Linked DNA regions of Homo sapiens: region 2 is linked to region 1. A link is a loop called in an ENCODE intact Hi-C map of the cell type or tissue named here. Cell type or tissue: endothelial cell of umbilical vein. All regions are shown on one strand. Each heading gives the region's core, and the rest is flanking DNA. Links, peaks and the distances in the headings are about the cores only. Region 1 overlaps ARID1B (AT-rich interaction domain 1B). Region 2 overlaps ARID1B (AT-rich interaction domain 1B).

Evidence for each region. A loop is a pair of places that touch in the nucleus more often than their neighbours do. Peaks named below come from ENCODE experiments on the same cell type or tissue, not always from the same donor. Only the 100,000 strongest peaks of a DNase experiment are listed, where the experiment ranks them.
Region 2: it touches region 1 in a loop (6-fold over the local background); 2 of 110 quality-filtered maps call a loop at or near these places.

What each region holds. Positions count from the first base shown.
Region 1 is chr6:157,142,586-157,153,818 of GRCh38, forward strand. ARID1B (AT-rich interaction domain 1B) reads left to right here. Exons shown (of 20, transcript NM_001374828.1): 8 at 6,039-6,366. Among named protein-coding and RNA genes, the nearest start is that of TMEM242, 180 kb to the right of the region's middle. RefSeq lists enhancers at 2,294-3,143, 3,144-3,992, 7,721-8,221. In endothelial cell of umbilical vein, for the core only: no CTCF peak of the experiment used is centred there; DNase peaks (open chromatin) are centred at 5,856 and 6,556; H3K27ac peaks cover 2,724 bases.
Region 2 is chr6:157,082,192-157,093,424 of GRCh38, forward strand. It overlaps ARID1B (AT-rich interaction domain 1B), which reads left to right. Exons shown (of 20, transcript NM_001374828.1): 5 at 2,471-2,714. Among named protein-coding and RNA genes, the nearest start is that of TMEM242, 240 kb to the right of the region's middle. In endothelial cell of umbilical vein, for the core only: no CTCF peak of the experiment used is centred there; DNase peaks (open chromatin) are centred at 5,970 and 6,870; H3K27ac peaks cover 2,916 bases.

The DNA.
Region 1 (11,233 bases), core at 3,059-8,058:
ACTGCACTCCAGCCTGGATGACAGAGCAAGACTCTGTCTCAAAAACAACAACAATAACAAAAACAACAACAAAAAAAACAATATTTTGTAGTAACTGTTATAAAAATGGTAAACATCACTGGCTACAAAACAAGATAAATGCATATTTAGCCCTAATTCACAACTGCCTTTATCATAGTATGTAGCTAATTATGCATTTCTTTTTTCCACAAGGGTAAGATTTCTGATTTATTGCATTCACCTCCATTTTCTCCTCCATCATATAGGGAATGACGCAGAACCTTGCCCATAGTAGTTGTTCATAACTGTTGAGTGATTGGAACTTAGAAGCAAAATTTCGTATATGAGTGGAAACATTTAGTAGTTTACAAAAAGCAGTAAGCTCTGAGTATGCATTGCAACTATCAACTTTAAATATTCTGGAGTCAGGTATAGAAATTTTTGTGATCTGCCTGAAATGATGATGGTGACTTGAATAGGGTCTAGCTTCTGCTTCCTCTCTCTGGTGCTTGAATGGAACTCCTGGTGGGTAGAAATCTGAATTCATTTGGTGACCAATTTTCCAAAGCTAGTGTGCCAAGATGAACCCACTTGAAAACTGTGGGTCCTTGGACTTGGCTGCAAGACCAGTCCAGCTGAGGTGGGCTGGCCCAGCATCTGCCGCCTTCATTGTGCTTAATGCTGGATCCATCTGTTTTCTGTCAAAGCCAGTGCCAACAAATTACTAACCTATTAGAGAAACATGGAAATAAGATTGCACTTCTCATTCCTGGCTTTTCCTCTCATATTTTGCTTGGCTTACATATTTGGTTTTTGTTTATTTTGGGAAGAAAGATACGTTATCGAGTAGTTGGGGGGGGCATGAATCATTTTTCACCCCATGCACACATTTTTAAAAGATGGGGGGGGTGATGTTAGTGATGTTGTTATGGCCATTGATGACGATGGCAGCTGTCATTTGTTAGGCAGTGCGGTGCCTGGCGCTGTACTTGTTACTTTCAACCTCTTACTCATTATCGTAGTCACTTTACAGATGACAGAACCACAGTTCAGAGAGGTTAAACCACTTGTCACGCTGCTAGGGAGTGTCAGAACCAGTATTCACACCCAGATGCTGAAGCCTGTGCTTTATCCATTGTTGCCTTTTAAACCGTTTTAAGCCTTTAGAAACTATTTTTGTCCAGGCACGTGAGTCTAATGAGGAAAGTTTCAAAGAAAAGAAAAGGGGACTTTGTATTTCTTCTATCCAATAGAGGCTTCTGTAATTAGAACATTTTTCCTTGACATGCACTTTTGAGTGCCAATTCATGGAATCAACCCAACTGATTGGAGAGAAATAGATTGGCACCCCTGGCCTAAGCGCCTTTCTAAGCACAAGTGCACACACGCGTGTCTTGGTGTGCATAGCTGTGCTCGAACGCATGCTCCCCCAGGTTGCAGATGCTTCCTGCCAGGAGACGAAGACCAGCTGCCGAACTGGGCAAAGCTATTGAAACACAGCTCCTCTCTCTTTAGTATATAACATGAGTGAGAGATGGAGGTAGGGTACAGAGTAACTTAACATCTCAGTAGTTTCTTTCCTTTGTGTTCATTAAGATACAGCCCTTGACTCCCAGTTAAACCCAGGAGGTTGGAGTGCCAGCATTTCCGCATTCCAGCTATAAGCAGAATTCTACAAACTCAGAAACCTTCTTTCTCTAATAAAACCGCATGATGGGTATAGTCTAAACGCTTGTTTTCTAAAACAAGACTAAAACGTTATTTCATTTCCTTCTAAAGCAAAGGGCACATAAGTTTTCACTGAAAAAGGTTTCTTACCAACTGAGTCACTTATCCAGTGTTAGGGGAGGGTGGAAACTAGCCCTCAAGTAATGGCATGAATATATGAATTAATTACTTGTGCATTCAAACTATGAATGAGTATATTTATTTTTAATAAAAGCAAGAGCTAAGAAGGAGCACTGTATTTCACTGATCTTATCAGATCATCTGGAAGCGAAGGGGATGTGAGCTTGGGGAGGAGGAGGAGGAGGAGTCTGAATTCCTTCTCACAGGGAAAAGTCGTGAGGACTGGGACTCTGGGTAAGCGTGGGAAGAGGAAGGGCCCAGCAGCTGGCCCCTGCTCTGTGCCCACCTACCAGGGTGCACAGAAGGTGCCTTTTCCGCCGAGACTGCGTGATGGGAAAACAGACAGGGGAGCCTATGTGTGTCCCGTGGGATGGGAGATTCAGAAGCAACTTAAGAAATTTTTGTAAAGAACTTTGAAACTGATGAACAGTGGTGTTTTTTTATTTTTTATTTTAACTTGAAAACAAAGTTTTGATGGTATCTGCAAACTTCAGCTGTGCAAAAGCAGTGCCTCTTCACGCCGAAGCAGTTTGCCTTTAAGGAGCTGCCAATAAAAAAGCTAATGGCGTGTGGCCCAGCGCACCCGAGGTGTCTGCGCTGTGCCTCTCCTGTTCCTGTTTCCTGTTCCCCTGTGTCTTCCACTTTCTTTCCCAGTTCCTCAGATCTGTTGTTGTGCTCTCTGGCATCCCCTGAAGCCTTTCTCAGCCTTCCAGGTGGTGTTCGGGACTAAGGAAGCTGCTGACTTGACCAGGTCTTACTTGCTGTTGCTAGTGTAGCAGTTTATTAGCTTGTCCCAAGACCGGTCTGTATCAGGAGTCCACAGATTGTGGCCCGCTCTGGCCCACTACCTGTTTTTGTAAATAAGGTTTTACTGGAACATCACCACTCCCATCTGTGTGTGTGGCTGCTTTGGGGGCTACAGTGGCAGGATTGAGCAATCGTGATAGAGACTGTTTGCCCCAAATGCCTGAACTATTTCCTATCTGGCCCTTGACAAAAAGCGTGCCTGCCCACATCTGCACGGACAGTGGCCCGTGCGTCGCCTGTAGGGAATAACACACGCCTCCCGGACAGCCAAATGAAAATGCACACAGTGGCTCTCACAGAGATCAGACGCGCAGTAAATGTGGAGAAGTCTGCAGAGGTCTCTTGCAGATTTGTAGGTGATAGAACTTTATATGTGTGAATTTAAGAAAGCCGGTTTTGACCATTAGGGTAACATTGTTACATAAATGTGCTTTTTCTTAAATATTTGAGAGACTGTGTAGCAGAGTGTGTCATGCTTGGACTCTAAGCTACACTCCAGGATGCCTGGGCTCAGACCTTAGTCCTCCAGTTGTGAGCCACGTGACCATGGGACATTTGTTGTTATTCACAGCCCCGTGCCTTAGGCTCCTCGTCTTCAGCATGAGGATTATAATAATGTGTACCTCCTAGGCTTGATCTGGGGATTAAGTGAGTTAACACAAAGAACTTGGAACTGAGCTTAGCACATAGTAAATGTTAAGTGTTTGCTTTTATTGCAGTTATTAATCCAATCCTACCTCTGCTGGAAATCCTTGAGAAGCTCCTCCTTATGGACAGGATAAATCTCAAACTTAGAAGCCTGGTACACAAGGCCCTGCCAGACCCAGCCTCTCCCCTCTATCCCCCCGTCAGCCACACACAGCGCCCCAGTGGCTGTCCCAAGTCAGTCTGCCCTTGCCATTAAGCCGGTGTCCCCAGCCTCTCAGCCATAAGTGCCCTTTCCCCTCTTCTGCCACAGTCCCCAGCCAACAATGAAACCCCCATCAAGTGGCACCAACAATTTTGATACTTTACATCCATTATATGGTTTAATCCTGAGAACACCTCTTCATGTGGACAGTGTTAGGATTATCTGTTTTACAGAGAAGAGAATGAAACAAGAAAAGATGCAAGCAACTCCCCTAAGGTCCTACAGGCAGGCAGTGCAGAGGCTCACCCAGCTGCAGGCTCTCCCAGCCCCTGAAGCCAGCTCCTGAGGGTTCAGCTCCAGAAGTGCTCATTCAGAGGACTCTCCACCAACCCCCACCAAGGGGACCCTCAAGCCCTCAGCCCCCATCAGACTCACTCTCCCTTCTCTCTTGCACTTTTCACATTGCATGCTTTGTTTTGCTTTTATCCTTTTTCTTGTTTTCACCCTTGCTGCTTTACTGCACACACACACACATGCATACCCATACGTGCACGTGCATGCACACACACACACATACCCATGTAGATGTGAGCTTCTCGAGTGCAAGAACTGGATTGTATTTAGCTTTACGTCACCTGTGCCTAGAACAGCTTCTGGAATGTAGTAAGTGTATAGTTATGTTACATGGATGGAGAAAGGCTTCCAAAAAATAGTAAGGACTGATTGGGAAACACTAATCCATATTCCACACACACTTGTCTTTCGCATTTATGTAATTTCAACATTCAGTTATCAGGAGGCAGCACATTTTATTGGTCAAATACATGGGTCCCCGAGCCAGTTTGCTTGAGCTTCAGTACTAATCTTCTAGCTCTTGATTTTTCTCATTTGTAAATGGAGTCCTGGGGTATCTATATTTCATGTGGTTATTGGAAGAAATGAATGAATTCATTGGTGCAAAGCACTTAACCAAGTGCCCAGCACACACTGTGGTTCAGCAGCTGTTATGATTGAAGTAGTATCATGTGTACCTTTGATTTACTTGAATCTATCTACACACAATCAAAAGGTGTGAAAGGAAAGGGAAAACAACTGCCATCCCTCACCCCCGCCTCCGGCCCTGCCCTCCGTCCCTCACCTCCGACCCTGCCGTCCGTCCCCCACCCCAGCCTCCGACCCTGCCCGCCAGCCCTCACCCCCGCCTCCGACCCTGCCCTCCGTCCCTCACCTCCGCCTCCGACCCTGACCTCCGTCCCTCACCCCCGCCTCCGGCCCTGCCCGCCAGCCCTCACCCCCGCCTCCGACCCTGCCATCCGTCCCTCACCTCCGCCTCCGACCCTGACCTCCGTCCCTCACCCCCGCCTCCGGCCCTGACCTCCGTCCCTCACCTCCGCCTCCGACCCTGACCTCCGTCCCTCACCCCCGCCTCCGGCCCTGACCTCCGTCCCTCACCTCCGCCTCCGACCCTGCCCTCCGTCCCTCACCTCCGCCTCCGGCCCTGCCCGCCGTCCCCCACCCCCGCCTCCGACCCTGCCCTCCGTCCCCCACCCCAGCCTCCGACCCTGCCCGCCAGCCCTCACCCCCGCCTCCGACCCTGCCCTCCGTCCCTCACCCCCGCCTCCGACCCTGCCCTCCGTCCCTCACCTCCGCCTCCGACCCTGCCCTCCGTCCCTCACCTCCGCCTCCGGCCCTGCCCTCCGTCCCTCACCTCCGCCTCCGGCCCTGCCCGCCGTCCCCCACCCCCGCCTCCGGCCCTGCCCGCCAGCCCTCACCCCCTTCTCCGACCCTGCCCTCCGTCCCTCACCTCCGCCTCCGACCCTGCCCGCCCGCCCTCACCCTCGCCTTTGACCCTGCCCGCCAGCTCTCCTGCTGCCGTGTGCCGTGCTTGTGCTGGGACAGTTTTCCGAGATGTGGCAGCCAGCACAAACCAGCTGCTCGATCTGGTACTCAAGCAAAAAAAGAAAGAAAGAAAGAAAAATATTATTCCCAACTTAGAGGAAAACTGGGGCTCATGTCAGGTTCCCGCGTGACACCTTCCTGTGGGGTTTTAAAGGATGATTTTGACCATATGTGCATGTCGTCTTACACGTTGTCTTTTTGAGCCCTTTCACATGACTGTTGAAGGTAGCAGTGATCTAGTGGTGTGATCTCAAGAGTGGTGCTCACCATTTTGGTTAAAATATAAGAATATGTGGTGTTGAATGGATTGAGGCAGCACTCGGTGTCCCTTGCCTATTCATAGGGTTTGTTTTTTGTTTTTTTGTTTGTTTCTTTTTATGACCAGCCTGAATTTCTCTTCATCAGTGCAGTGGTCCTCTGGGGCTGTCTGTATTTGAGTCACTCTCTGAGGGCCTGGGAGTGTGCAGAGAGAGCATGTTTGAGACTGGCAGCTGCACCAGCAGCAACAGGAAGGGCCTATAACGGTCATGACTAATACTCCGTGCTGATCGCATTGTTGGACAAAAAGTATTTCCAGTGAATGTTGTCACAAGTTTAAATAAAAGGCTTTACTTTGTGTTTGCTTTTTGTTTAGGTAACTACTCCAGACCCCCAGCGTATAGTGGGGTGCCCAGTGCAAGCTACAGCGGCCCAGGGCCCGGTATGGGTATCAGTGCCAACAACCAGATGCATGGACAAGGGCCAAGCCAGCCATGTGGTGCTGTGCCCCTGGGACGAATGCCATCAGCTGGGATGCAGAACAGACCATTTCCTGGAAATATGAGCAGCATGACCCCCAGTTCTCCTGGCATGTCTCAGCAGGGAGGGCCAGGAATGGGGCCGCCAATGCCAACTGTGAACCGTAAGGCACAGGAGGCAGCCGCAGCAGTGATGCAGGCTGCTGCGAACTCAGCACAAAGCAGGTACGCCACCCAGGAGCACGCCCCGGGCAGGTACGCTGTGTGTCTACCCGTGACCACGTGACTGCGCACATAGCTGCATTGTTCCCTGGGGTCACACAGAGCAGTAGAATGTCACTGTGCTTGGCCGTTCTTTTTGTGTTAAATATATTCTGTAGCATCGAGGTCAGAGAACTAAGTGACAAACCATGTTTTATGATACATGAGGAAGGAATGTGAGCGGTGAGCACATCAGTCGTGGGAGGTGATTTGAAATGCCTGTGAATAGTCATTGCAGCAGCAAACCAGATCTGGTTGCACAGGGAAGTGTCTGCGTGGTACCAATTGAAGCAGTGACTTTTAAGCAGGAAATACGCTTAGGAACGATTTAAAATCTAAAACATTCAAAAGGAACACACTCCCCACCTTTTTTTCACCCTACCACAAGAATCTTCCTAAAATACAAACTTCGTATGTATACATACGTGTATTGTGTGTTTGTCTAAATGTATATGTGTGAGATTTATATACTTGACATTCTTATGTTATATTTTATTTTTCCAGGCATATCTATCTGTCCAAACCAAAATGTGGTTTAAAAAGCAAATATAATATTTTAGAAAGTTTGAGTTGATAAAAGGCTTTAGCTACAATTACTTACTCATTTTTAATCCCGACTTAAAAATTAATTTTGAAGTAAATACTTGACCTGGATAAAAATAACATAATTAAAAATTTATAAGGCAAAGGTGAATATGTTTTAAAAGCACATGTAAATATGTTTTAAAGCAACATACTTTGAAAGATGTGTATCTTAATGATATCTTCAGAAGCAAAGTAGAAGATTCCGATTTTTGTCAAAGGGAAGCAAAAGCTAAGGTGTGTGTGCGTGTGTGCATGTGTGTGCGTGTGTTTTTAAATGTGTCTTTTGTTACTTTTCCTCTGAAGCTGCTATCTGGGGAATGTGGGACCCCTCCAGTCTTATTGTTTTTTCCAAATAATAATAAATTTCCCTTGAGGAAATAAAATGAAAATCAATCATTATCTTTCTTTCTGTCTCCACATTACAATTACTTAAAATCTTCTGAACTCCAGCAGTCTAGCCCTCTGCCGAACCTACACAGGCTTTAGGGAATATTTTTGTAAACCTGTCTGTGAAAACTGGTTTGGCTGTTGAAATTGAAGTTCTAATTCAAGTTTAAATGAATTGTCCATTGTTGCAACTCATAAAGCGCAAGTTATTTTCTTTTTTTAAGTAGAAAGTATTTGATTGCATTTGGCACGCAGCCTTTGGAGGGACCTCAGAAGATAGCCACAGAGAGCCAGGCCTGATTTTGTGTGGTTACAAAGCTACGCGTGCCCCCTCTCTGAGTCAGTGTTTATGTCATCCTGTAGCAATCAATATATAAATACACATCCATGCATTGCCATTTTCCGTTTCTAATGCGTAGACCATTCCAAAGCCTTGCCTTCAACTTACTGCCCATTTTAGCTCACCAGGAGTTTAAATGGGGGCTGTATATCTTCTTGTTTGCTTTTACCAAAGTCAAAGCTATACTTTAAAATGGTAAATGGAGATTAGAATTGAGAATATTACTTTTCTCTGCCTGTCCCCACCCTTTCGTTGGAGGCATTTTCTGTACCCCCCACCCCTCAGGCAGCGGCAGGATGCAGGGTATTCAACTTGCCTCCATGGTCTGTAAGCCCCGCACCTATGTGTGGGGGTGACAGATATACAGGGCTCATGCTTGTGCATCAGAACAAATCCCAAGAAGCTGTTCTTCTGTTCCACTTTAGGCCACCATACATTAGGTCGCCTGCTTATCCCAGCCAGTCTGGGGCTGGCGGACGCCCCATGTTTTCTTCCCAGCACCCCAACTATGGCAACTCTCAGGCTCCCATGGTGCACCAGCCTGACCAGTACGGGTAGGTAGCAACACACCCCGACTTGCTGCGGGACCTGGGCGTTTTCTCTGAAACTGTTAACGATCGTGCCGTCTGGCCGCGAAAGGAACACCCAAACCAAGAAAGCGAAACACCTAACAGAAAATCCATCTCCAAGGGGGTTGTCCTTCTGTCCATTTTTGTTGGTGTGTTTGTTTCGTTTTCCTTTCGTATTAACAGTACTGTGGCCGTTCGGTGGAAACCCGCATGCGTCCTCAGGCCCTGTCTGTGCATGGCTTTCGGCATGGCTGCTTTCCTTCATGCCTGAGAGGGAAATAGAAACTTTGATCTGTGTCGAAGACATGATGTCACCACCTCTGGCGTCATTTCCCCCATTGTTGTCATTGTTTTGTCTAGGAACCTGTGTTGTGCAGCGCTGTTCTCATGACTATATTATCACTCCTGCTGCTACAGTGAGCGGCTGCCATACCCACCCCCAAATTAAGAGCACAGCATCTCATTTGACAAGAGACTCACTGCAGTTGAGCTGACAGGCTATTCATAGGACTTAGGAGGAGTTTCATTATATCACCACCAAGCAAATGTCTGTGCCAAAAACTTCTATTATTTTTTCTCCAGCGAGTATCAGAATATTGAAGTCACCAGGAAAATACAACAAAATAATCCAACAGATAATTTTCTGTCTAAACACAGTGTTGCCATATTATTCTCAATTTCAACACAGGAATTACATACAGCAACAAAAAGTATCTCTTCTTTCCTACTACAAAACTGTGTAATATCAGGTTCTGTCACCATGTTTAGGTTAGTAAATGCTCTTAAAGTCTATTACTATTGAGTGAATTGCTAAAAAAAATAATTATTGCTATCATCCTGGGCAGACTTAATCATGTTTGGTAGTTAGTTTTAGTAGAGACATGCCCCATCTTTGGTTAAAATCAAACAGGGAACTATCACCTAGCTTTGTTTAAACAGTAAACTTATAGAACTATGCTTTCACTACTGGTTATGAATGCCTGACAGAGCTTTTTAGTAGTTTTATATTCAGTTTACATTTATTTAGACAGAACAAATGATAATTTTGGAATCGAGAGTTCTAAAGTCTGTAAACATGGCCCTAAATGTGGACCAACAAATATAGAATCCTGTAAACATCATCCCCAAAGTGAAATAACAAATATAGAATGAGGTAAACATGGTTATTCTTGGGAAATTGGCTTTTCCTCTTTCTTACTTTCTTGTGGTACCTTCAAGGTCAATTCATGAGTCAGTAGGAAGATAACAGTCGGAGGAAGCAAGCATTCATCATCTGCAGCTAATCCATAGGATCTGTCCTTTTACCAACTCCAGAGGCCTCTTTAGACCCACAAAGCTAGTTTGACTGTGCCTTGCCAAACCACATTAAGCAGCTGTGTAAAATGAATTTAAATGGCATGCATCAGAGTGAAATCTCTTCCACTGGGGCAGAAAATCGATGTTAGCTAACCAGCACGAGGAGATCAAATCTGTATTTCAGCCAGCAGCATCCAGATAGCTTCCTTAGAGTACAACACCTCCTCCTTAATTAAAAATAAGAAAAAGAAAAATGTTGGCGTTATTCTATGTAAATCTTATAAAGCACACTTGGCAAGGGCTCATATTCATAGCCCCATGACTGTTAGCTGTGAATTTTAACTTTTATGTCTACACTATTCTTTCTAAAAAAAGAAAGAAGTTAAGTTTTATTTCTATTTTAAATCTTCCTTCTGTTCACTTCGCAATGCACATAACCTGTGTTGTGCCTTTTTTAAAAGCAGAAGCTTGAATCTGAGAAAACATGTGTATGACATGTTTTAGTGCTCTGGGTTGAGAAATCTGATTTTCAACATGCTTTTGCTTTACTTATTTAACAGCTTGTTGCAGCAAACTCGTGGTTTTGCTTTGATTTTTGTTCCCCCATTGATGGCTCTGTTAGGTTGAAGTTAGGTTGGCGATTAGAAAAGCTAGTTTGCTAAATGTTAGTTTCTCTTTGGGAGAGGAAGAAATGGCATAGTGTGGGATTCACAGAGCTTGTCAGAATGACTTCTTTCTCAAGGCACAATCCCAAAGGACCTAGAGCCCATGGAAGAATCTGAAAAGGACAAATTAATGATGAAGGTGGAGCGTGAGTGAGTGTGTGTCTGCAATTAGATAAAAACAGAATGCTCATTGTAAAAATGAAGGATTGGGGCAATTATGCTTCAGATTTTCTCAGCTGGTCAAGTATAAGATAGTAGAGAGAAAAAACATGCAAGTTTAACTGGTTAGAAACTGTTTTATTAATTTCTTTGAGAGTGACAATATGAAGGTAAAATCGACCTGCTGCATTGAATAAATTAAGAAACATAGATTAATTTTTTTTCTTTTTCACCTTTTGAGTAAATTCCTCATTTTGATCATCAGAGGATTTACAATAGAATCTGGTGAATCTTCTTGTTCACGTACTAGATTCACTGTGCAGTAATATCCAGTCATTTGAAGTTAATGGTTTATAAGTAATATCTGTACAGAACCCTCCTCCTTCTACACACTGATACCCTTTTTATCTGAAAATGCATTGTTGTGTACAGTTTTAAAGCATTGCTAGTTAAGGAATTTACTTTTGAAGATATAAGAAACAGAGAGTTGGAAATACTAGCTGATCTTACTAAAAGCCTACTTCAGGAATGGCAAATTAGTTCCATCCATCTGTAGATCAGTTCTCGTGGCTCTCTGTAGCATCATTTTGGAGGATTCTGAGCCATTACCTGAGCATAGGTGAGCCAAAGTTTGCCAGAAGCTTAGGAAGAACTTTGGCCTACCACTTCCTAAAGAGCATAGCTGTGGATCCCAGGCTAAACACAGGCTTTAATATAGCTCACTACAACCTCAAATTCCTGGGCTCAAGCAATTCTCCCACCTCAGCCTCCCAAGTAGTTGGTACTACAGGCACGTGCCACCATACCTGGCTGATTTTATCTTTACTTTT
Region 2 (11,233 bases), core at 4,101-9,100, 59 kb before region 1:
AGTTATGGTGCATTTCAGCTGAGGCCTGTCCTAATTCCTGTTTTTCCCCCAAGGAATAGGCAAAGGCAGTAGGGATGGTGTGAGTACACGTGGTTCTTTAAATCAGGGGTCAGCAAGCTTTTTCCGTTAAGGGCCAGAGAGTAAATATTTTCAACTTTGCAGCCCCTGTGGTCTCTGTCAAGACTTCTGTTGTTGAGTCCAGTAATCAAGTTAAATATAAAGTTTCACCAGCTGAATATGTACAAAACCATGCATCTCACGTGCCCTTACATTTCTGCTAATCATAAGGATTAGCATAAATGTTTATATACCTTTGAATTCTAACAATCGGATTGAATTTACTTAATTTTATTTTGGATTTTTTCTGGAACTGCATCTCACCGTGTCACCTAGGCTGGAGTGCAGTGGCTGCTCACAGGTACACTTGTAGCTCACTGTAGCCTTGAACTCCTGGGCTCAAGCACTCCTCCTGCCTCAGCTTCCCGAGTAGCTGGGACCACAGGCTGTGCCATCACTCCAGGCTTCTGTTTTGGAGATTTGATGAACTTTTTCTAGGGGTGCTGTTTGCAGTCTGCTCTGTTGCTGTTCTGTTGTTTCCCATAAGCACAGTCATTGGACATTGAAGATTTTGTGGAATGAAGACGTTTTCTGTTTTACTTAGAAAGATATTCTTCTTAGCAGAAGACATTTTGTTTTTCTATAGCATTTCTCTTTTTGATTAGGTTCTGTCAGGTATACTTTAGAATATGATTTTTAAAGAGAAGTTAATTATATGCTATAACAGATGCTTACCAGATAAACTAAACTATCCAGGGTACTAGGATCCTAATCCTGAGTTTGCTTTGTGACGTTTCAGGAAACCCTGAAGAGCTATAACCAGCTCTGATTTCCCTTGCTTTTTTTTGTACTTTCTGGTCTAGGTTTACTCTTAGAATCTTAGCATTTTCCTCTGCCAGATTCTAAAGCCCTATTCTCAGAAGTCCCAGTTGCAAGCAGTGAGGTAAAATTTAACATTGATAAAATTTAGAGGGTGGAGATCTATTAGGATTGAATATGCTTTGTAAACAGTAGCATAACCAGATATTTCTGACTCCATTCTATAGTATGTAGTCTTCAGTTATCAGGACAAGTATCTTTTATGCTGTAACTCAGCCTTGAGAACTCGTTGGCACATTGCTCGGTCAGTGATCTGGGAGTCCAGTCATTGCAACGGGGATGCACTGAGCACCTGCTGATGGGGGCCTCCATGGGAGCCATGGGGGGCACACCAGTGATGCAGGCTGAAGTAAAGGCTTTGTCTGCGTCCTCTTCTGCTGAGGGAGCAGAAGACAGTTTCTTCTTCCTCCTCTCTCATCTTCCCCTTTTCGTCTTTAGCACCTACAGTCTGTCCTCAGTAACGTAACCTTCAACAGTAACTTGGACTCTCTGAGCTTCCATTGTTTTGTATCTGTATCAATGGGGTTTTTAATCACTGCCTCAGAGAGTATGGTGATAAAATATAGATGGCATTGACGGTGAAAAACTGGTATTAAAAAGTAAGATATAACATTAGGACCCATTTCTGCCAACATAACTTCAAAGACATTTATTTTCACAATATCATATATAAATACACACATTATTATTTTCTTTTAATGGCACTTTATTGTAAGAATTTCTCGGCCAGGCACAGTGGCTCATGCCAGTAATCCCAGCACTTTGGGAGGCTGCGGCAGGCAGATTGCCTGAGGTCAGGAGTTCGAGACCAGCCTGGCCAACATGGTGAAACCCCGTCTCTATTAAAAATACAAAAATTAGCCAGGTGTGGTGGCAGGTGCCTGTAATCCCAGCTACTAGGGAGGCTGAGGCAGGAGAATCGCTTGAACCCAGGATGCAGAGCTTGCAGTGAGCCAAGATCGCGCCATTACACTCCAGCCTGGGCGACAAGAGTGAGACTTCATCACCTCCCCCCCAAAAAAAAAAAAACTTTCTCATCACAAAGTTTGGTCAAAATTGTGACTGCTATTACATTACAATATCCTAGTTTGAAATTCACGTAGTCCACCAGTGTCAAATTCTGAAAAAAAGGACTCAAAGCCTGTAGTTTTTTACTTTATGAAGTAATCATTTAAGAACCAGCATTCCATTCCTATGGTAAGTCACCAGGCAGAGTGCTGTCTGTGTTGTGTGGCATTTTGAACAGGTCTAATGGACTCGGTGCTGACAGCTGAAGGGCAAACTGTATGGGGATGGTTTTATCAAAGAGAAGTACAACTTTACTCATTTTTTAGGAGAGAGGCAAGATCTTATTGGTTCAACTTACAAATGACCTCATTAAAATCTAATAAAAAGTGGCCATGCTTTTTTATTTTGGGTGTTACCCAGAAAACCTTCATCTCTGAAGGGGACGTCATTATGATTTTCAAGTCGTCTTTTGATGAGATATTCATCCAAACGTGTCACTCTATAAATACATCTTTTCCTTTCTTAGGATCTGTCTGGCTCCATTGATGACCTCCCCACGGGAACGGAAGCAACTTTGAGCTCAGCAGTCAGTGCATCCGGGTCCACGAGCAGCCAAGGGGATCAGAGCAACCCGGCGCAGTCGCCTTTCTCCCCACATGCGTCCCCTCATCTCTCCAGCATCCCGGGGGGCCCATCTCCCTCTCCTGTTGGCTCTCCTGTAGGAAGCAACCAGTCTCGATCTGGCCCAATCTCTCCTGCAAGTATCCCAGGTATTTACTTTCCTGACAATTATTATTTTACTTTGTGATAAAGAGAGATTTCATGTTCATCAACAGTAACTCACATTACTTTACTATTTAAAACCTAGTGGCCACATATTAAGAGTATAACTGAATTCTCACCAAGGCATACGAGAGTCCCAGTTCCTAAAGATATTCAACAGGTGATTATAACTACCCCTTTAATAAAATGACCAATTACTTTGATAATTTCAATTTGCATATTTACCTTAACTTATGCCAGAAACAGGGTATTATTTATCCTCTTAGCATATGTTTTGTAATGATTCTGTTACATCAGAGCTTCTGTTGATGAGTGCCACTAAAGTGAGATTGTTGATGAGGATTGGCCTTATTTTTTTGTGGTTCTATTCAATACTTGCCACAGCATTTATTTTCTAAAACATTTCTACAGTCTATACTTATCAGTGTCTGATCACATGCAGGCACTGGTCAAGGTGGAGCATGGTCGAGGCGTTCTTACTGATACAAACTCGTGCCTTCTCTTGGACACAAGGAGCCCATGTTCTGGTTAACTCTGTGTTCATTTATTTCACTTGTCATGCATCGCCTCTATCTTCTCCCTTTATTATGTTCTCGAGGTTATTTATTTGGTTATTTATTTGTCAGTTACTTCATCCTCATCCAGCTTTCTTATATCAGACTTCATCCATTCAAGTCTACCGTACAACTAGCTTTCCTTTATCACCAAACCAGATAATTCATTCTATCCTTCCAAAATCATGGGCGTTAGTTTTGGTGCTTTTTAACGTTTCACCTCTTTTATATTAAAAAAAAAAAGTGTATTGTGGAATGTTTAGAATATTACACATATATATCTCTAAATAAAAGAACATACATAGCACACTAATTATGAAACATCAACTATCAAATAAACATTCATGAATTCACCATCCGGTTTAAGAATTAGAGTATCATAATGCCATTGTATCTACCTGTATATTTCTTCCTTATCCCAAGCTCTATACCTCTTCCTCACTTCAAATATCCTTTTAATCTTTTTTAAAATATTGTTCTTTTGGTTTTTGGGTTTTTTTCTAAGAATTTTATTACAAACATTCATAGAGTATATATTGTTTTATTAAGTTCTTAGCTTTATGGAAATGTATTATATTTGGAATGACTATAATTTATCATCCAATATGAGACACTTTTGTGCATGCAAAGGGCTACTATTAACAATTACAGTAGGATAGCGGCATAAGCCAGAAGGTCTTGGGCAGGTCAGATAATATGGTCAACCCACTTGTAGTGTAGGCTAAAATTTGCTTTTTTTAACTAAACGTTACATTTCTAAGATTCATCTGTAATTTGATATAGGTATACGCTCAGTGCATTTTGATTAAAGCATTTCGATGTTATCTTTCTTTCAAAGATATATGTTTGTCCTCATAGTGTTTGTAATAACCTGGACTTATCTGCTGCTTTTAACTTTTTAATGCTATGAATACTCTGTAGTCTAGAGTTTTTAAGACAGTTTTTGGTGTTGAGATGGTTTGTGAGATGTCACCTACCTAAATGTTGGAAAGTTATATGTAAAATATTGCGTTACTCAAAGAGCTTACTCTTTCATTCTAAATTGAGTCAAAAGGACTTTTTCTAAAAACCTAAATGAAAACTTTCTTGAGGTATAAAGATATAATGCTTTTAAATTTTAAATTCCTGACATGAGTAGTTAACCATCTGAAGACTTTCCACATGTCTGTCCTTCCAAATGGGGATTTCTAAACTTGTATATTCATTGTTTGGATTTGATGCAATACAGAAGATAAAACCCAACAGAAAAGCTCACTTCGGGCATGTGATCCTGGGTATCAGGTGTTACATTATATAGTATTTTACAGAGGAAGTAGCTCAGCAAATTTAACTGGCCTCAGAGTCTGTGGTTCAGTTGGTTTGCACAGGGTAAAAGCTGGTGAGTGGGTTATACACCATCACAAAGGATGCCCATTCTTCGCAGTGACTGCAGATGCGTGCGGACGGAGAGCACAAGGATCTCACTATCATTTCTCCCTGCTAACTCCTAGAAAGCTTTCCACTTTCTTGGACACGTTATTTAAAGTGTATAGTTTGTTTTTTAAACTTGTGTCAGAAACACTTACCACCATATTGCTTCACTGTACTATTCCAAGTCAGCTCCTCTGTAGCCGACCTCTATATGGTGCTTGGTAAAGCTATTCAATGAAATTTAGTACCGGGAGGAAATTAGGCAGCAAAAGCTCCACCTTTTTTTTGGTGGCATATTCTTCAAGTAAATTCTTAACTGTCTTTGCTAAATGCAAAGCTACATGGGGTTAGATTATATAAATATGACAAATAGAACATTTCTTAGTATATTCGCCATGGAGTAACCTCTTAAAAAATCTGATAAACAATTTTGGCATTTATTCACCTTTCTCCCAAGTGGAATTACAAACATTTGAACTTGATGGACTTTCATAATTATCTGATACTAGCCATATAACCTTGAAGAAGCTTCTAAGCCTCTCTGTGCCTCAGTTTCTGCATCTGTAAAGATGATAACCCCACCTTATAGGGGAAATGCAAAGATTAAATGTGTCACTGCACGTGAGACAGGTACATGCGGAGCACTCAGTGCTTGTTGATTCTTACGATGTTACGTTCACCATTATGGATATTATTCAAACTGAGACTGTCTGTGACAATTACTGTTCAGAGTTGTACAGTTGATTTAGGCAGCAAGTCTTCTGGTTCTTAATCCAGTGGTGTTTTTGTGCAATTCAGAAGACATGTATGTTGTTCCCAGTAATGACTTGGTGTGTTTGCTGAGGTAGTTCGGTAGGACTGCTAGAGCTAGCCATGAAAGCATAATATATTTTCACAGAGTTGAGCTCAGTTTTCTTCTAGAAAAAAAAAAAAAGTCCACGTTCCTCTTGGAGTTTGAGCCTGAGAAGGTTAAGAGGAAGACCGGAAAACGAGAGAGAATGACTGTACCCCAGAGATTAACAGAATTTCTACTGTTGTCTCTACACATGAAAATTTTAGCTGAACACTTAGCCCCTGCTTCTCTCAGATCATAGGCAAACATTTATGCTAGACCGCCTGCCTGCCACACAGAAAAGTTAACAATAGATGCAGTATAAAATCCTGGATTATTTTCCCTCTTTTTGCCTGTGTGGAGGCCACATCAGCTAACTGTGAGCAGCACTTCCTGCCCAGTGGTCACTGCCAGGGCTGCTGTAAACACTTCAACAGGTGCTCATTGCACAGGGTCTGAGTGGTGAATGGGAGTTGACATCTACCTGCCCTCTTGTGGGAAGGGGCACCATTTTCTCATTCATACAGAGGAGCCAGGTTACCCTCAGTAACCTTGTCCTAGACCTTGGGGGAGTAGTCCATGGCTTGAGTCCAGGTATTACCCATTTCTCTTTGTTCCCACAGCTAAGCCGAGGGCCACTCAAATGTCAGTTTTTGATAACAGTTCATCCAACATTTTATATGCAGCTATTTTAATGGAATTTACTCAAAGCTCATGACAGGTTTTTGTTGGGGAAAAAAAATGATTGTCTTCTATTTCCATTTCCCTCCACCTAGGCACCCTGTCCTTTCGAAGTTTTTAAATCATTTCCCTAAGATTCATATCCTTATTCTCTGAGAAGTATTAAATATATTAAGTTATCCAGCGTGCATTATGTTATATATTTGTGTGATCTTGGTCATAGGTAATAAAACCACATTTTGGAGATGATCATAAAGTTGGTCTTTGCTTTTTGTTTTATATTTACTTTCACCTAAATGCAAATACACCTTCCTTTAGAGAATAATGAGGCCCATCTCCCTCCTCCTTTTCCCATCTCTAATCCTTATATTTAAATGGTGTGTATCTATACATCAGATCCCAAGTTCATATGCAGTCCACCTTCATTTGGTTCTGAGTCTGCCAGTGAACCATACATGCCATGTAGAGACGACATGCTCTCCCAGGCGTGATACTCAAACTGTCGAGCTATCTGTTAGGAATTTCCCTTTATTTTTCTATATGTAGTCTTTTGTTTTCTTTCTGTCCCCTTCCTTCCTCTTACTCCCAGCACCAACTTGTGTTTGGCCTCTCTTCTCTCCTGTTGCTTCCTGCCATATCTCATCACCTCCTCTCCATGTCTCACAGACTGGCTCTTTCAATCATTGTCTCTCCAACAAGTCATTGTAAAATGTGCAGCTGTTATGTAGCTGATAGCTGGGATGAAGTAAAGCCAAATGTTGCAGGGGATTCTTCCTGATGTTGCTTTCCTAGGATTTGTTGAAAAAAAACAATCATTTTTCTCCATCTCTACCCTGGTAAATGTAATTGACAGCTAATGAGAAGTATCACAGAGGTAGATAAACGAAGCCCAGTAAAGCATCCCAAATGGCTGATTCTGTTTCTTGCCTGTTAAACTGTTCCTCCACCCACTGCAGATTTGCCCTCCTATCTTGCTGCATCACAAACATTGTGAGTGTCATGGGAACCACTACTGTGATACACTGGTACAACACTGCCCCGCCACATCCCTAACTCAGCTGGGCTTTTCCTCCTGCATTCTTTGGAGAAGCAGAATGGAGATTTTTTATGTTAGGTAGCCACATGGATTCTCTCCCTTTGTTTGCACATTCCTGGGCTCCAGCTTTGCAGCTCTCTATAGTTAGAAGGTAAAGAATTCAGGCCTGCTTGTTGACTCTAAACAAGCATTTGAGAACAGAAACACAAACGCTGTACTCTCCCTCCAGTGCCATCACAAATTTTCTTGTTTTTTACCTATTCTCTCTCCTCTTCATACTGATGTATTTATATTTAGAGACAGAAATGAAATAGCTCCATCTTTGTAATTGGCAGTGTGTATTCATATACTATACATTTAAATTAAGTAGATGTAATGTCAGGTACAGTTAATTCTGAAATGTGTGATATTAGACATGATGCTGATATTCTAGTAAATGATCCCATCACGTTGCACTTACACTGCTTCTTGGGTTATATCCTAGCGTTTTTCACTTTGGCGTTAGGAGGGCTGCTGGGTTTTGGATGTGTATTGAACAGGTCTTGGGTCTTACGCTGGGCCTGATTGCCCCTAATGCATGGTGGAAGCTGACTCAGCACGGCATCTGAATGCACCGCTGTTGCCAGAAGATTCTGCGGATGTTAATTTCACTTGTCTTGCCTCCAGAGCCAGCCATTCCAGTTTACTAACAAAGCAAAAATGTAAATAAGCCAAACTTAAAAATTTTTTATTTTATTGGCCAGAGGCTTTTGTCAGCTTTTCCTCCATGTGCTGTAAGCAGCGGCAGTGTTTAAATATTGAGAGGAGGGAGCTCACCGTGGGGGTGAGGAATGGACAGGCAGGTGTTAACTGTTCATAGCCTGGCTACTTTTGTTTATAAAACTAAGCTCATCTGTTTTATTAATGAAGATCTAAGGATAGTAACTGAAAATTCCTGAATAGATTTTTCCGCATTCTTTTTTAGGCATTAGGCATTTGGTATTTGTACTAAGTCCAGTGTAAGTAGAGTTAACTCACTTTGATCTGGCAGCAGAAGGCCACTGATTATAATAGATTAGGGTCAAAAACACAAAATTAGGTCTTCACGCTAGCACATAATGAGTAGCTGTTTGTTTCATGGCTATTGTTCTTCTTGCTTGGTATTAGGTAAGACTAATCAAAGGCAACATCATCTTAGCTATCATAGACAGAAACAAAATAGAGTTGCATCAAATATGAAAGTAGAACCCTTTTTCTTTTCACATTTCGTGCTTCGCTGTTTGAGGCGCTCACCTGCCACCTGGCCTCTCGGCAGACTACCTGCTGGCTGGCTGGGCATGAGGGATGGGTCAGGGTGCCTTCAGAGCTGAGACTGTGAAGCCGGGAGGCACAGGTCAGGAGGAATCTCACTCACATTCCAGGAGCCACCTTCACTGCTCCCATCTTTTTCTACTGATACCTCCCCTCCCCTTCTCCCTCTCCAGCCAGCTGCGCTTCACCCTACTCCAGTGATCACCTCTGCACGTGTGCCTCCTGCCTGGGGTAGCCGCCTCCCGCCTGGGGTAGCCTCTTCCAGGAGCCCCTCCACAGTGCACAGCATGTGGCACCTGCTAATGTGAACTCATACCCAGTGAATAACTTCAGTCTCTGTCCTTTGAAAAGGATCACAGGTGTGACGAGCCTGAAGAAATCGCTTGGTCAGAGCTCGTCCTCCTACGCCACAAAGCACCAATTCCTTTATAGTGGAGCCTAATTCTCTGCAGCTTTATCATGGCCATTCCTAGAGGGCGAGAGATGCATCCAGCATACCAACCAGCCATAATGAATCTGTGCCCCTCAGGAAAATCTCAGACAAAAAGCATGAGTTCTAGAAAGGGTGGCACGTATTGGATTAAATATGGAAAAGAACTGTTTGGCAGCACTGGGGTGTATTTAGAGCTCTTCTGTGTGAGTGCTCACCCAGTCCCACCCTTCAGCAAGTGAGAGCTAAGTAGATTTCTCTACCAGCCGATATAGCTGCAGATACAAACAAGAAGATATTCTGGTCAAAAAACTAATTTTCTTGCTTAATTTGACATTCAAACAAGCAGAATCTGGAAGGATGCTATAATGGGAAAGAGAAAGATGAATCTCAGTTAGGAGTTAGTCATAGTCCAGAGTGAACAGGAAGGATTCCAGTGAGAGGAAATGATAGCTCCTGGTCTAATTTGTCAAGATTAGTACCTATCAGATGAACAATGGAGGATGCAAACCAATGTCTCTCTTTCATTTAACCCATTTCTCCTGGAGTTTTAGGTCTCTTAGGGCTCAAGCCCATCCTAAGTAAATAAACTTTCTACTTTTTAATTTGGCCTTAATAAAACTCAGGGTAAAAAGCATGAGTTTATTTCTATATGTAAATGGTTCTTAGCCAGTGTCGTTTCGTGATGACATTAGCAGTAGACCCTCTAAAATGGCATTTCTTGTACTGACAGAAATTTTTTATTTGAAAGTCTGCATAATCATCTTACCTAATAATCTTATTTTTAAATATCTATCGAATGTTCCTTTTTGGCTTCACTGGAGGTGGAAATCCTGCAACAGCTTGTTGCAAGGAAGATGCATGCTGCTTATTGGCAAGCCGAGGAGGAAAAAAAAAATTAACACAAAATGCCATTGATATATCCATGTTTTTAATCTGTGGCAGCACAGAAAACCAATTCAGCAGTTCTACAAACCAAAGAGAACTTAAGCCAGTATTTTTTTCCCTGACAAAGTAAAATATTTGGATGTTATACAAAACTATTTCCATTCCCTTCCAAATGCTGCTTAGCAATAGTTAAGAAAGCAAATTGTATATTTTGTCTTTTTGAGAGACGGGGTTGCATCTCTGTATGGCTTAGTTATTGGTAGCGTGATGTAGAACCTCCCACTTTAAGATAACAGCTTTAAAATTCAGGCCAAGATCCTGGTTATGGAAACTCAGCAAGTCCATGGGTCATGAATATTCTCAGCGCTGTTTCTAGAGGACAGATTCCCCATTGCTGTCTGGTGGCCAAGGCCTTTGCGTTTGAAGAACTGCCTCAGTGTTCTGAGCTACTCTTCTCCTTCAGAGGTCACTCCACACCCCAAGTCAGGTATTCTGATGGGTGGGGAATGAGTATTCTTTTCTTCAAAAGCACAAATCTTTTCAATCTTTCATTCCAGCAAACTTCAAATTAAGCCTTTTCTCCTCTTCTTTCTCCCACATTTAGAAATAAGAAAACAATAGAAATTTATCAAAATACAAATTCCCACTTGGTTTTGCTCCTCTCTTAATTAAAAAAAGTTGGGCAACTCAGTTTAAATTATCCTGTCAATTTCCGTTCCCTTTCTCTATTCTTCTGTGTATGAAAATACAAGAAAGCCTGTGTCACCAAGGCAATATTATGTGCCTTTTTCTTGCTCTGCAATCTCAGCAGTGACTCATGTGTTTTCATGGTGGGTCTAATGGTCCACTCCCACTTCTCCATTATTTTTTTGCATTGTTCTCTGGAGAAGCACTTCAGACACCTCGTTCTGTTTGTTTTCACTCTTGAGCTGAGTAGGCTGTCCCTGCTCTGAACCTCTGCTCAGCTGAGTGTCACTGCGTCTGGATTCTGCGTGTGCTGCCTCTGTGGAAATGCTGTTGGCATTGACCCGCTGCCTTCTCCCTTCGCTGAGAATGAAGATTCAGAATGGAGGGGTACAAAAGCTTTTATGAACTAATTTTAGCCTAGAAGTAAAAAGTTTCAAAAATCACTTGAGTACATTTTGGAAAATGGTGGGTAAATGAATAGTACTTAGAGTCAAGATGCTCCTAAAGTTGATTTCACAAACTTCTGGTATATCACCATGTTTCCTAAAAGAGAATAAGTAACAATTGTGGAAGGAACAAAACCATTTTATAGAGAGTGTTAGGTTTATTTCCCAGTCTTCTGATAACCCTGGAGCCAGGATTATTATGATGTGTTGATTGATTATAGCCGTTAAGACTCTTACTAATCAGTTTCATCA